2 separate regions of the Homo sapiens genome follow, and region 1 is linked to region 2. The links are chromatin contacts, found by Hi-C in ENCODE. All regions are on one chromosome and are shown on one strand. Each heading gives the region's core, a stretch centred on a gene start or an enhancer-like site at or near the end of the contact. The rest is flanking DNA. Distances are from core to core; before and after follow the strand shown.

The links. Hi-C counts contacts between places; a loop is a spot of excess contacts on that map. Pooled maps may share reads with other maps.
Region 1: a map with no recorded cell type shows a loop between it and region 2 (4-fold over the local background). The contact joins the enhancer-like site here to the promoter of SCN8A in region 2. A Hi-C loop is called at or near these places in 1 of 37 single-sample maps with no recorded cell type and 9 of 50 pooled maps.

What each region holds. Positions count from the first base shown.
Region 1 is chr12:51,975,075-51,981,721 of GRCh38, forward strand. It overlaps ACVR1B (activin A receptor type 1B), which reads left to right. Exons shown (of 9, transcript NM_004302.5): 2 at 191-430; 3 at 1,253-1,501; 4 at 5,895-6,125. Among named protein-coding and RNA genes, the nearest start is that of ACVR1B, 27 kb to the left of the region's middle. RefSeq lists enhancers at 5,597-5,646, 5,657-5,706. Within about 2 kb of position 2,602, at least 3 of the 41 ENCODE cell types and tissues checked have a DNase peak (open chromatin) inside an H3K27ac peak, as active enhancers do.
Region 2 is chr12:51,589,204-51,595,967 of GRCh38, forward strand. It overlaps SCN8A (sodium voltage-gated channel alpha subunit 8), which reads left to right and starts at 2,030. Exons shown (of 27, transcript NM_001330260.2): 1 at 2,030-2,156. RefSeq lists a silencer at 1,533-1,782.

The DNA of each region.
Region 1 (6,647 bases), core at 1,352-3,851, 390 kb after region 2:
TCAAAAGCCTTGTTTGTGAGCTAAATAAACAGGTGAAGTTGTGCTCAGTTAAGGATATCTTTTTGGCCCCATCTCTATAAAAACTGTTTTGGAACATCAAGTATGCTAAGGGATTATATTCTAAGTTTGGAAAAGGACCTGCAAAAGATCTCACCATTGATGTCAATGTCTGCTCCCCAATTTCCTGCAGCTCTGCTGTGTGCGTGCACCAGCTGCCTCCAGGCCAACTACACGTGTGAGACAGATGGGGCCTGCATGGTTTCCATTTTCAATCTGGATGGGATGGAGCACCATGTGCGCACCTGCATCCCCAAAGTGGAGCTGGTCCCTGCCGGGAAGCCCTTCTACTGCCTGAGCTCGGAGGACCTGCGCAACACCCACTGCTGCTACACTGACTACTGCAACAGGATCGACTTGAGGGTGCCCAGTGGTGAGTGCATGCCCTTGTTGGGCTAGTGGCTCAGCTTGGAGATAGGGTACCCCGTCATTTCATTTTTTTCTACTCTTGCCCACTCACTTGGTTTGACGATAAAGATGCCTTTTGGATGTTCCCGAAGGTGACAAAGGCTGGGGTTTCTCAGCAGTTGCTTTTGTAGATTAGAGGGTGAGGAAGCAGATTTTCAAGTTAGTCCCAGAGGTGCCCGCAGTGTTTAGAGTAGTGGCTTAGCAGCCATAGGCAGCGGTGAGGAGTGGAAGAACCAGGCAGGGATTCCCACGGGAGGATGTGGGACTGATCCAGAAAGAGATGGCCCCAGAGCCGAGCAAAGGTGACTCCTCAAGGGAGGATGATGGTTAGATGTGAGGAGGGACCAGAATAGGAAAAGGCCAGTGACCAAAGCCGAGAAACACCACATACCATCCTTTTGCAAGCCTACCATTCAGGAGGCATTACTGTGGAGCCCACAGGAAAAGGAGAGAAACTAAAGCAGAGCTTAGAGGAGCTGTGGGAAGTTAAAGGGCAGAAACAGGCATCTGTGTAGGGGCCTGAGGCGGGGATAGTACCACGAAATGCGTGAGGTGACAAAGTGGGTTGTGGGTTTGACTGTGGAAAGAGGTGCCTTAACTAAAGAAGTTGGGCATTTGAGAGCATCTAGGCAGCAAGACTAGCCCAGAAGATTAGAGAGATCAAGGGAGCCTGAACACATCGACAGGGAAAGGGGTCTTTTTCACTCTTCACTTTGAGGGGGGTGTTTTTACTCTTTCCCTTGTTTTTACTTCTCATTCTTTCCCTCTCCTCTCTCACTTGACTCAGGTCACCTCAAGGAGCCTGAGCACCCGTCCATGTGGGGCCCGGTGGAGCTGGTAGGCATCATCGCCGGCCCGGTGTTCCTCCTGTTCCTCATCATCATCATTGTTTTCCTTGTCATTAACTATCATCAGCGTGTCTATCACAACCGCCAGAGACTGGACATGGAAGATCCCTCATGTGAGATGTGTCTCTCCAAAGACAAGACGCTCCAGGATCTTGTCTACGATCTCTCCACCTCAGGGTCTGGCTCAGGTACCAAGTTCTTCAGGGCATCATGTCTGTGGTTGGCTTTCATCAGTTTCCCAGCAGGATAGAGTGCTTGTAGAGAAGGCTGGAGGCCCTGCATTTGTTTCTACCAGCATTGAGTCATTTGGTTTCCTAGTTCCCCTTCTTTTGGAGTCTGACGTGTAATAAGATAAGATAATGGGTTCACAGAAAATCTCTCATTCCGTGGGATTCCCAAGGTCTAGTACACAATTATCCACTACAGAAGTCCTGCCTCTCTAAGCTTTGCAACTGTACGTACATCTATTAAAATTCAGCTGGTCCCACCTGAGCAGTGGAGTGCTCAATTTCAGGGCCCCTTTTGAGAAACAGGAGTGTGCCAGATTCCTGTGAGGTGGTGACAGCTAATCATTGATCTCTGAGCAACCACAAGGGGAGTTTAAGGACATCCAGTAAAGCTTAGAGTTGGGATTTGGTGAATCATTGACTTGTACCAGTTGCCCAAGGGTTTTTGGTGGGGGTGAAAATAAAGGCAGTGTGGGCCTCCAGCATAGCATCAGCACTATTTCCTGTACTGCCTTTTGTTGACCAAGTCTTTCTCAGATGAGGGAAATGAACCAAACACTGGACCTTGGCATAAGACGAGAATTTAAGATAAAGGAGCTCGGGGTTGTTTAGGTCTCAGGGTATAGCTCAGCTAGCTATTAAATGTGAACATGAATGCAAAAGAATTTTTTTACTTACTTATTTATGTATTTATTTATTTAGAAACAGAGTCTTGCTCTGTTTCCCAGGCAGGAGTGCAGTGGCGCAATTTCCGCTCTCTGAAACCTCCACCTGCCTGGTTCAAGTGATTCTCCTGCCTCAGCCTCCTGAGTAGCTGGGATTACAGGAATGCGCCACCACAGCGACTAATTTTTGTATTTTTAGTAGAGACAAGGTTTCGCCACATCAGTCAGGCTGGTCTTGTGTTCTTGACCTCAAGTGATCCGCCTGCCTCGTAAAGAATTTTTTTAATGAAGATAAACCATTATTTTTGTGACAATGGTATTGCATTCCTTTTTTTTTTTTTTTTTTTTTGTTTTAAGATATGGTCTCGCTCTGTTGTTGCCCAGGCTGCAGTGCCATTGTGCAATCACAGCTGACTGCAGCCTTAACCTCCTGGGCTCAAGAGATCCTCCACCTTAGTCTCCTGAGTAGCTGAGATGTCAGGCATGTGCCACCAAGCCTGGCAATTTTTTTTTTTTTTTTTTTTTTTGTGGAAGGTTTCACTTTGTTGCCCAGGCTGGTCTCAAATTCTTGGCTTCAAGTCCATTCTTAAAAAAGAAAAAAAACATCCACAAAGATCACTGTTGCCATTCTAGCTAAAACGCAGAGGATCTTATTTGTGAGAACTTTGCGTGTTTTTATGTATGTTTCCTTGACGTGGGACAAGACTGTTGTTCTGTGGGGAAATTATGCCATCAGTCATGCCCAGACATTCTGCTTGACACGGGAGTACTTTGAGCTGTGACATCTCCTGAATTTCAGTGGCTTTGCTTTTATTAAGCTCTGCAGTAGAGAGCACCAAAATGATGGATATATTTAAAAGCTGCATATTTTTAGAAACAGCAAAAATCTAGGGCTTGTTCCTTGTTGAAAGAGGTAGGGCAGTGGTTAGAACCTCCTGGCTGACTGTGGGAATTGATTTGCTGCTAGAGGAGGGTAGATTGGGTTTTCCAAAGTCTTTTTAAGACCCAGACCAGCTGAAACAAGGGAAGGGCCATGGTAGTTGTTTAGTCGTCTGTGGTAAAATGGTTAATAACTATTTCCCTCTGAGTGGTTTAGTATATTCTTCATTCAGAATATGCAGAGCTTCCAAGGTGTTAGGTTTCTAATAATGTGGTTTTTAAAGTAGTAAGTCCATGCTGCTCATATGACTTTCAATTCATTTAAATAAGTATATACTGAATACCTTCTGGGTGATATGGTTTTAAACAGATTAGAAAGAGCCTGACCCGGCCAGGCGCGGTGGCTCACGCCTGTAATCCCAGCACTTTGGGAGGCTGAGGTGGGTGGATCATGAGGTCAGAGGAGATCCAGACCATCCTGGCTAACATGGTGAAACCCTGTCTCTACTAAAAATACAAAAAATTAGCCGGGCGTGGTGGCGGCGCCTGTAGTCCCAGGTACTCAAGAGGCTGAGGCAGGAGAATGGTGTGAACCTGGGAGGCGGAGCTTGCAGTGAGCCGAGATCACGCCACTGCACTCCAGCCTGGGCAACAGAGCGAGACTCCGTCTCAAAAAAAAAAAAAAAAAAAAGGCTGACCCAGGATTGGATCAGAGAGACAGGAATTGTTGGGAAGAGTCTCACAGAGGAGGGCACATTTAAAGGAGTCTTGAGGCCGGGCAGATCACATGAGGTCAAAAGTTTGAGACCAGCCTGACTAACATGGTGAAACCTCGTCTCTACTAAATACAAAAAATTAGCCGGGTGTAGTGGCACACGCCTATAATTCCAGCTACTTGGGAAGCTGAGGCAGGAGAATTGCTTGAACCCGGGAGGCAGAGGTTGCAGTGAGCCCAGATCATGCCATTGCACTCCAGCCTGGGCAGCAAGAGCAAAGCTCCGTCTCAAAAAAAAAAAAAAAAAAAAGGCCAGGCACGGTGGCTCACACCTGTAATCCCAGCACTTTGGGAGGCCGAGGCGGGTAGATCACCTCAGGTCAGGAGTTCGAGACCAGCCTGACCAACATGATGAAACCCCCATCTCTACTAAAAATACAAAAATTATCTGGGTGTGGTGGCGGGCACCTGTAATCCCAGCTACTCAGAAGGCTGAGGCAGGAGAATCACATGAACCTAGGAGGTGGAGGTTGCAGTGAGCCGAAATCATACCATTGCATTCCAGCCTGGGTGACAGAGCGAGACACCATCTCAAAAAAAAAAAAAAAAAGGAGTCTTGAAGAATGAGTTGGAATTTTTAAGAGAGGCGAGAGGGCAAAGAACATTCCAGGCCAATGAAAATACCTTGAGTAAAAAGACAAAGGCATGAAGGTCCACTGTATGTTTAAAGAACTTTTATGATGAGGAGACCAGCATGATGTGCTTGTGCTGGGGAAGCAGGGGGACGTCAGGCTGCCCCAGGTGTACAGGATCTTGAGGGCTGACCTTTATCTTCTAGGTAAGGGGCTTCTACTGAAAGTTTCCATGTGGGAAATGAATGTTCATTTTTTCCTTTGGAAGGAATTCTGGCAGTGGTGTGGAGGATGAATTCATTCACTACCAGCCTTCTGTTGGGAAGGGTGGGGTGAGGCGGGGTGTGTGTGGGTGCACAGGGCAAGAGCAGGCTGAGATGGGAGGCAAAAGACCTGTTGGAAGTCTTTTAGAGAAGGTCCAAAAGTAGGACAGGCGGACGGAGATGGAGAGGCGGGGGCTAATTTGAGAAACATTTTGGTGGTTCTATACTGTTGTCATTAAAAGCATAGATTATAGAGTCAGACAGTCCTAGATTTTAAGCCCTGCTTTGCCACTTACTGCTTGTATGAATTTGAATATTACATAACCTCCTCTTTGAGCCTTAGTTTTCTTGTTTATAAAATGGGGATGATAACAGCGCCTTACCTTCCAGGTGGTTTGGGGAAGTGAGATAATTTATGTAAAGCCCTTAGCATGGAGCCTAATACATAGTAAGCATGCAGTAAATGGTAGTTCCCATCTACCAGACCTAGGGATTAATAATGTATTAATTATTTGATTGGGGGTGGGAGTAAGACAGTTAAGAGTCACTTGTGATGGTAAGGGTGATTGGATATATAGAGATACATTGAATGAGTCAAATGAAGCAATGTTGAGTTTTATAAAGACAGTAAAGTTAATCTTAGACTAAACATAGATGGTCCTCCATTCTACATCTGGAGTTCGCTTGTGAGCAGAGCATTGCTCTCTTTGGAGATGGGAACCCATGGGCCGCACAGCACTGCCCTCTAGTGGCTAATAAGCAGAACAGCCAGAAGGTGGCCCCCAGCACATGAGCCCACACTTTCATGTTCTCTGCCCTCTTTCCTTCCTCCACCAAAATAAAGCAGATGTGGGTGGATCGGCCCACAGGTGGCTGGCTGAAGAGTTGGTAAATCTGGTCAAACATTTACATTCAAATCTATCATCCGTGCTTACTGAGAGGAGAAATTGCCTAGATAAGGAGTAGCTAATCATACACGTTTCCTGTTTGTGTTCACTCTTTCCCCATCTCTCCGCCTGGCTCAGCCCTCTGGTAGATTACCTAGAAATGTGTATGGGCAGCAGCAGCTCTCCATGGTTAATGGACAGCGTAGGATGAAGACACCATGTTAAGGGTGTTTCCGTTGTGCCAATTAGTGTGGGAGTTGGAAAATTTGTCAAATTTGCAATGTCAGGTTTCTTCCTATTCTTTGGTTCACAGGGTTACCCCTCTTTGTCCAGCGCACAGTGGCCCGAACCATCGTTTTACAAGAGATTATTGGCAAGGGTCGGTTTGGGGAAGTATGGCGGGGCCGCTGGAGGGGTGGTGATGTGGCTGTGAAAATATTCTCTTCTCGTGAAGAACGGTCTTGGTTCAGGGAAGCAGAGATATACCAGACGGTCATGCTGCGCCATGAAAACATCCTTGGATTTATTGCTGCTGACAATAAAGGTAAGGGCTGGGCTTGGATACAGCATTCCCAGATAGAGGATGCTAGAGAAAGTGCATAGCTATGGGGTGCACAGCTCTGTTTGCCTTCATCATTGTAACCCGTAGAAAGAAAACTTGAGTAAGGTCAAGGTTTCCATGCTTTCCTTAAAGTGTGGAGCCTTTTATTCCATGAAAAGGTTATACAAAAATCCAGGTTATCAAGCAAATAAACAAGCAGTTCTTACTCAGATAAACAAGATACACCCCCTCACCCTACCTGCTCAATTTCTCTTTCTCCACTCCCCCAAACCCACCTCCATTGTAGTTCCTGCAGGGGGTCCCGTAAGCTTATTTTGAAAATCACTAGGATGGGCTGGGCGCGGTGGCTCACGCATGTAATGCCAGCACTTTGGGAGGCCGAGGCAGGCAGATCACTTGAGGTCAGGAGTTTGTGACCAGCCTGGCCAACATGGCAAAACCCCATCTCTACTAAAAATACAAAAATGAGCTGGCCACGGTGACACCTACCTGTAATCCCAGCTA
Region 2 (6,764 bases), core at 780-3,279:
CCAGAGTAGCTGGGACACCAGGCATGCGTCACTGAGCCCAGCCAGGATATATAAACAACTCGTAAAACTCAATTAACAAGAAAAAACCCCACCAATTTTTAAATAGGCTAAAGACTTGAAGAGACACTTCGCCAGGAGGATTTACAGATGACAAGTCCATGAAAAGATGTTCAACATCTTTAGTCACTAGTGAAATGGACGACAGACCCACAGCGAGATAAAACTACACATCTATTCAAATGGCTAAAATTAAAAAGACTGATCACTCCAAATGTTGGTGAGGATGTAGAACAACTGAAATTCATGTGCTGCTAGTAGGAATGGAAAGGCACAACCACTTTGGAAGGCAGTTTGGCCCTTTCTTAATATGTTAAATATACACCTAAGACAGGACTCAGTTATTCCATTCCTAGATATTTATACCCACGAGAAACGAAAGCATATATATCCATACAAAGACCTGCACACGAAAGCTCATAACAGCTTTGTTCGTAACGGACAAACATTGGAAATAACCTAAATGTCATCAACAGGTGACTGGATAAACACATTGTGGTGTATCCCCATAAAGAATACTACTAAGCAGTAAAAAAGAACTCTTGATAGGCAACGACTGAATAATCTCAAAACGATTATGCCGAGTGGAAGAAGCCATACAAAAAAGAGAGTTTGTACTGTATGATTCCATTTATTTAAAATTCCGGAAAATGCAAACCAATGTACAGTAATAGAAAGAAGATCAGTGGTTGCCTGGAGAGGGTGTGTGGGGGCGAGCGATGCAGGGAGTGATTACAAAGAAGCACACGGAGAAATTTTTGGAGGTGATGGGTGTGTTCATTACCTTGGTGGTGATGGTTTCATGAGTGCACACATAACTCAAAATTGTACAATCTAAACACACGCAAATATACCCCAGTAAAGCTAATTTTAAATGTATTGTAGAGGGCACATTATGTGATAAGCATACCATGTGCCTGGCTGTGTTAGCAATGTGTGAAGTGCATGCTCCCCGTTAGTACAAACAAGAAGTTTATAAGGTTGCTACTGTGACTGTTTCCTTTTACAGACGAGAACACTGAGGTTTGGAGAGGTTGTTACACCCTTTTTCCCTCTTGTGATTGGTGGTAGGAAAATATTAAGTAGAGGAGAGACACAGTAAAGTGCCAAGAGCTCTGGCACTCATTACCTAGATCCTCGCGAGGGTGGAGTGAGCGGTCGAAATGCTCATGCCTACTTTACAGATGGACAGACTGAGGATCGGAAAGACTGAGGTGGCCTGGGGGCTGTCAGGGAGGCAGCGCCTCCCCGCTCCTGGCAGCAGGTCCCTGTGGGCTGAAACACGAGCCTCCACCTGCCGCTGATTGACTTCTCGTTTTTTCAGTGGGCCCAAGATCCTGTAAATTGAGTTCCCTGCGCTTTTGGATGTCAGAAACTTCACTGAGCGCGGCACTGTTGGGGGGCAGGAGAAAGGTAAGACTTGGCACTGACGCGGGCCACAGAGCACGCGGGTCACCACGACAGCTTTCGGGTCTCGCCGCCCGGCGCTGGCGAGCAGCCAGCCAGCGTCTCGCGGCGGGTCCCGGTCCTCAGCCCGCGGCCCCTCCCGGCGGCTCGGCGGGGGCGTAGTGGAGGCGGGCCCGGGGACGCTCGCTGGCGCTCCCGCGCGGCGCCCCCTGCCGGCGCCCTGTTCCCTCTTGCCCCTGATCCGCTCCCGGCGGCGCGGAGACGCGAGTCTGAGAGCCTGCGGGCGGGCGGCGCGCTGCAGGCGAGCGGGCGAGCGGGCGCGCCCTGCAGGGGTAGGTGGGCCGCGGGGGCGCGGGCGGGCGGGCGCGAAGCGCAGGGAGGGGGCGGGGGCGGTGGCAGCGGCGCTTGCGGGCCGGGGCCGGCCCGGGCAGGGGGCGCGCGCGGAGGGGTAGGCGCGGGGGCGGGGCGGGCGGGGGGCCCGGCAGTAGGGGCGCGCGCGCGGTGGCGCGCGGCGGGCGCGAGTCATCAATTATGCAAGGACTCGGGCGGTGCGGGGGGCGGGCGCGGGGAGCGCTCCAAGATGGCGCCCACCGCAGTCCCGCCCGCCGCATCCTCGGCGCCTTTGCAGTCCGGCCGCGCCTCCCGGGCCCCGCGTTAGGGCCGCCGCTGCCTCCCTCGCCGCCGCCGCTGCCGTAAGTCGCCCCAGAGCCCCCGCCCTAGCGCTGCTTCCTGCCCTCCGGGTTTCCCTTCTCGCCTCGGGACCCTTGAGCGGGGCTCGCCCATCTCCAGTCAGGGGCTTTGCCGCAGAGTGCGCGGCGGGGCTCCAGGGGCCGTGGAGCTGGGGCTCTGCTCTCCTTGTTTTGGACAGGTGTTTGGAACTCTTGCTTCCTTCTACTGTGTGTACCGGGGGTCTCTTAAGAGAACTGAGGACCACCAGTCCCCACCCCGGACACCCTGCTTTCTCCGTCTCGGCTACAGTGAGGGACACGGCCCGTCCTTGGTGCCCCTTCCGCGGTGCAGCCCTCCATCCCTCCCTCAGTGCCGGGCAGAGTTGGGGCCCCTAGCCGGCTTGCACTGGGAAGGGCAGCGCTGTCGGGATCTTCCTACAGCAGCCCCTCAGCCCTCCCCCTCCCCCATGTCTTACTGCATCCTTCTCCCTCAGCCGGCTTCACACTGCTAAAAACTGCAGAAGCCAAGGGCTCCTGGGTTCTTCCCGCAGCCAGCACTCCCGACTCCCTCTGTCCTTTACTCGGATGCGTTCGTCCCCCTCCCAACAGGGTGCTCTGGAGTTGTGATGGGGGCTCCCGGGACCTTCCTCGGCAGGCGAGGATTCCTGCATTTGGAAGCACATCACTTTGAGAATATCCCCTTCCCCCATCCCACCCCCACCCCCACCCCCCACCCCCACGCCACCCGATGCAGAGCTTGTTCCTCTCCTCTCCCTCCCCCACCTTACCATCAGCAGCAGCACCCTTGGCTTCTTGTTAGCGTTGGGGTACAGGACTGTTTGCCCAGCTCCGTGGGCTTGGACCCTCCTCTCTAGTTCTCACTTGGTACCTTGGGGCACCGCAAAGCCTCTGCAGTTTCTCCTGAGAGCTCAGCTCCATCCCCTCCATTGCCAGCAACAACCACCGGTGGAGACTTGGCTAACTTTCCAGGGGTTAGCCAGGACTGTCAGACCCTTTCAGGGGCCCCAGCTTCGAGTTGGGATGGAATGGGAACCATTTTTCAGCCCGATAAATAGGATTCTTCAAACCATGCATTCCATCCGACTACTCCACCCTATGCCCTCTTCCTCACTTACACTGCAGTTTTTGAAGCATGAGGGAATACATTTTATGTCCGGAGATTCCAAGGTTCTGCATCAGCGTTCATAATAAATGGATGTCATCTGTTTGGGGGGAGGGTAGAAGAAACTTTGGATTGCATCTGGCTAAAGTCAGGGGGAGGGAGAAATAATTAGCATGGAGCAAGCTCTGCCACACAAGGAAAACTGCTTTTTATGCACAGTGGGCACCAGAGAGTCAGGGATGGAAGCAGGAAGTGTGGGTGGGGGCCATGGGGGTAAAGGGGGAGAGTGCTTTTTATAACTGTTTTCCCAAGTTTGAACCTGGAGAGCCTTTAGAGAGAGGTAGCAGTGTGTTAGGGCTGGGGGATGTTTTAGCTTTCCAATGGAGATTTCGGGTGTGGTAGGTTTTTCACTGTCTCAAAATCCCTCTGCACTTCTCTTTTCTCCACGTGCATTAGAAGATGTGGAGGGGGGGATGTTGTGCTTTTATTCTTTTCTCAAAAAAAATTTTTTTTTTGATTTGTGATGCAAATGGCTGGATAACATTACCACACGGTACCATCCTGGTAGGAATCTTGGGGGAATCAGACTTAAAATGCTGAAAGCTTTATAGCACATTACATGTAACCTGGTTCTTGAAATACTGCAGCATTTTTCTTTGGAGCTCATGACCCATAAGGCCTTCATTTCTCCCTGAAAGAGGATTTGGTTGCTGGTTGGTGAGGTGGTGGTTGTGGGTAGTGATCCTTTGGTGTTCAGCACGCATTCCCTGTCCTAGAAATTGAGGTCCTCCCTGGAGAGGGCTGCAAGCATGTTCCGTGTTCTCTGAACATCTGATTCAGGGTATATGTAAATGTGTTGTGTTTCTGAGTAGAGCTGGTGGTGGGTATTGCAAAGCAGTTCATAATGGTGCAGATCAGTTATTGGTTTCTTGGCTTCAGTTTGAGCAGCTTTGGTTTTCATTTGGGGTTTTGTCAACTTTTATCAAAATCTTTGGAGGATTTTGTTTTAAATTAATAAAGGATAATCAAGTGGAATACTGCATCCTTAAAAACAACCATACGGTTGCTGTTGCTTTCCTTGTAGGACCCTTAAGAATTTTTTCTCCTGGTCCAGCTTTGGGTTGCCTGTGTTTAGGCTTGTATTCAGGTTTCTTGCTGTGGTGCTGAAAGGACAGTTCCCCGACCAGTTCTGCGGCGAAGTGCACACACACTGGACATGATTGAGTTTTTTTTTGCTTTTTATTATCAGCAGGCTTTCTCGTGGATGTGTATGTACATGCGCAGCTGGGTTTGTACTTGAGGTTGAGGCCTAGTTATCATATTTTATTACTCCCACATAACTCTTCATTTTGGCTGTCCCTCATGGAGACAATGTTTTACAGGCTGCAACAGATCCATATGTAAGCCATAAGTGACATTTTGCTGACTGCATTATTTCAGCACACTTCAGTCATTTCAAATAGCAAGCAACTGTTAATATTCTTGGTCTCCACAGGAAGTAATCCGATAGCTGGCTAAATTAAACTGGATCAGGAGAGCGTCTTCTGTGGGTTGATTTGAATAGTGAACTGGGAAAGGCACTTGACACAGCAGAGGTCAGTATTACTAAAGTCGATTTATCCAAAAAACTATTTTAAAATCATAAAATAGGAAGGAGGCCATAAAATTCACATGGTACCACCTCCCACCCAATACAGGAATCTCCTTTATGGGAGATCTTTGCTTTGAATACATCCGTTGGTAGGGAACTTACTGCCACATAACGTAGCTCATTCCATTTGGATTCCACTGTGATCAAAGTATTTTAATCTCATTGAAAAGGTAATATACATAAAGTTGAAAGACATATAAATTGGAGCTATATCGGGGTAAATGCCATTCTTGTGCTTGTTTCCAAGAAAAGATTGAGAACCATTTTTCTGTAGAGAACATACAAGAAACTTGCACTTACTTGAAAAGAATGCAAAAATAGAGACATGTCCACCTAAAGCAAGAAAAACATTCTGTGAATGGAAAGAAAAATAATTATCTTTAATGTGCTGGTATTATGTAACAAATTGTTCTAGAAGGCACATGCTTGAATTAATGAATATTTAATTCCTATGGATTATGTCTAAGGACACTAAAGCTATACTATATAGAAAGCGTTAAAAATCCAAAGTATATCCAGAGTGAGATCAGTTACCATAATTATAAAAATACATACTTATTGCAGAAAAATTTTAATATATGTAAAAACAGGGAAAAAGTCATCCTTAGTTTTACCATCCTTACCATCTTTGCTTCTACCATAAGCAAAACAATTATCTGTGTTTTATTATGTTTTTCCAGTCTTTTTTTTTCCCATAGAGAGGGAAAGAAGCGCTTGTAAAGTTATCCAGAATGATAGTATTTTAAAACTGAGCCCTTTAAGCTCTTAATTTTATAGTTCACTTGCTAGTCATTTAGGGACTTAAACAGATTGTTGTATCTCAATTTACCTTTTTCTTAATCCTTTAGAAATGTTCCAAAAAAAACTGTAATGTGAAAGAATTCACTCATAGAATTGGACTTCACTCGTAAAGTCTGTTTGTTTATATTTAGCACATTAACTGAGGAATCAATAAACCTTTTCTTAATCAATGAATCAACAAATAGTCTCACTCTGCACCTACTATATATAAGGCACTGAACTGAACACTAGTACAATGCCTCTCTAAGCTGGCGAGCACCCGCTTAAAAAATAATACTGTGCTCAAAAACTGTGGCTATTAAGGTGTCGAAGGAAACAGAACTCTTACCCTGTAAGTTTATTAATTGCGGAAATGTATGGCAGTCTGTTAGGGCCAGCCCAGTGATTTAACCTAAAAAAGAATAGTTTGTGCAAGAATGGGAAGTAAATGCAGTCAAAAGACAAAGGAGAAGGTTTCTGGAAAAATTATCCCTTTGTGAAGTTATGGAGACACAGCCAGGACACATATTTAAGTACTATGTTAGAGATTAAGGTGAAATGAAAACCCAAGAAGGTTGCTATAGTTACACTATTGAGAAGAAAATGTCAGAAGCAGTATGGGCTTTGGAATCAGACAAAACTAGATTCAAATCCCGACTCTGCTATGTATTGGCTTTGTGACCTTGGGCAAGTTATTTAATCTATTGGAGCTTCAGTGTTCCTATCTATAAAAGTGGGAATAATAATACCTACGTTGCAGGGTATTTGTGGGGATTAAATGAAATCTCTGTTTCCTTATGGTTTCTGACACATAGTGCTTAATATATATTAGCCCCCTTGCCTCTAGGGATTTAGCAGCTTAATGTGTATTTATGTATGTATTTGACGTAGTATATATGTACTGTATTGAATTTCAGTAGTCTGAAAAGCAGACGGATGCTTTATCTTCAGTCTGGCATAGAGGATGGAACCCGTAGGTACCCTAACTTGGATGGACATTGCTAAGAAAAGTTTTACTGTACAATTGCTCTGCTGGCTTCCACCAACACAGTGCAAATGTGGTTACCAAAGTACCTCT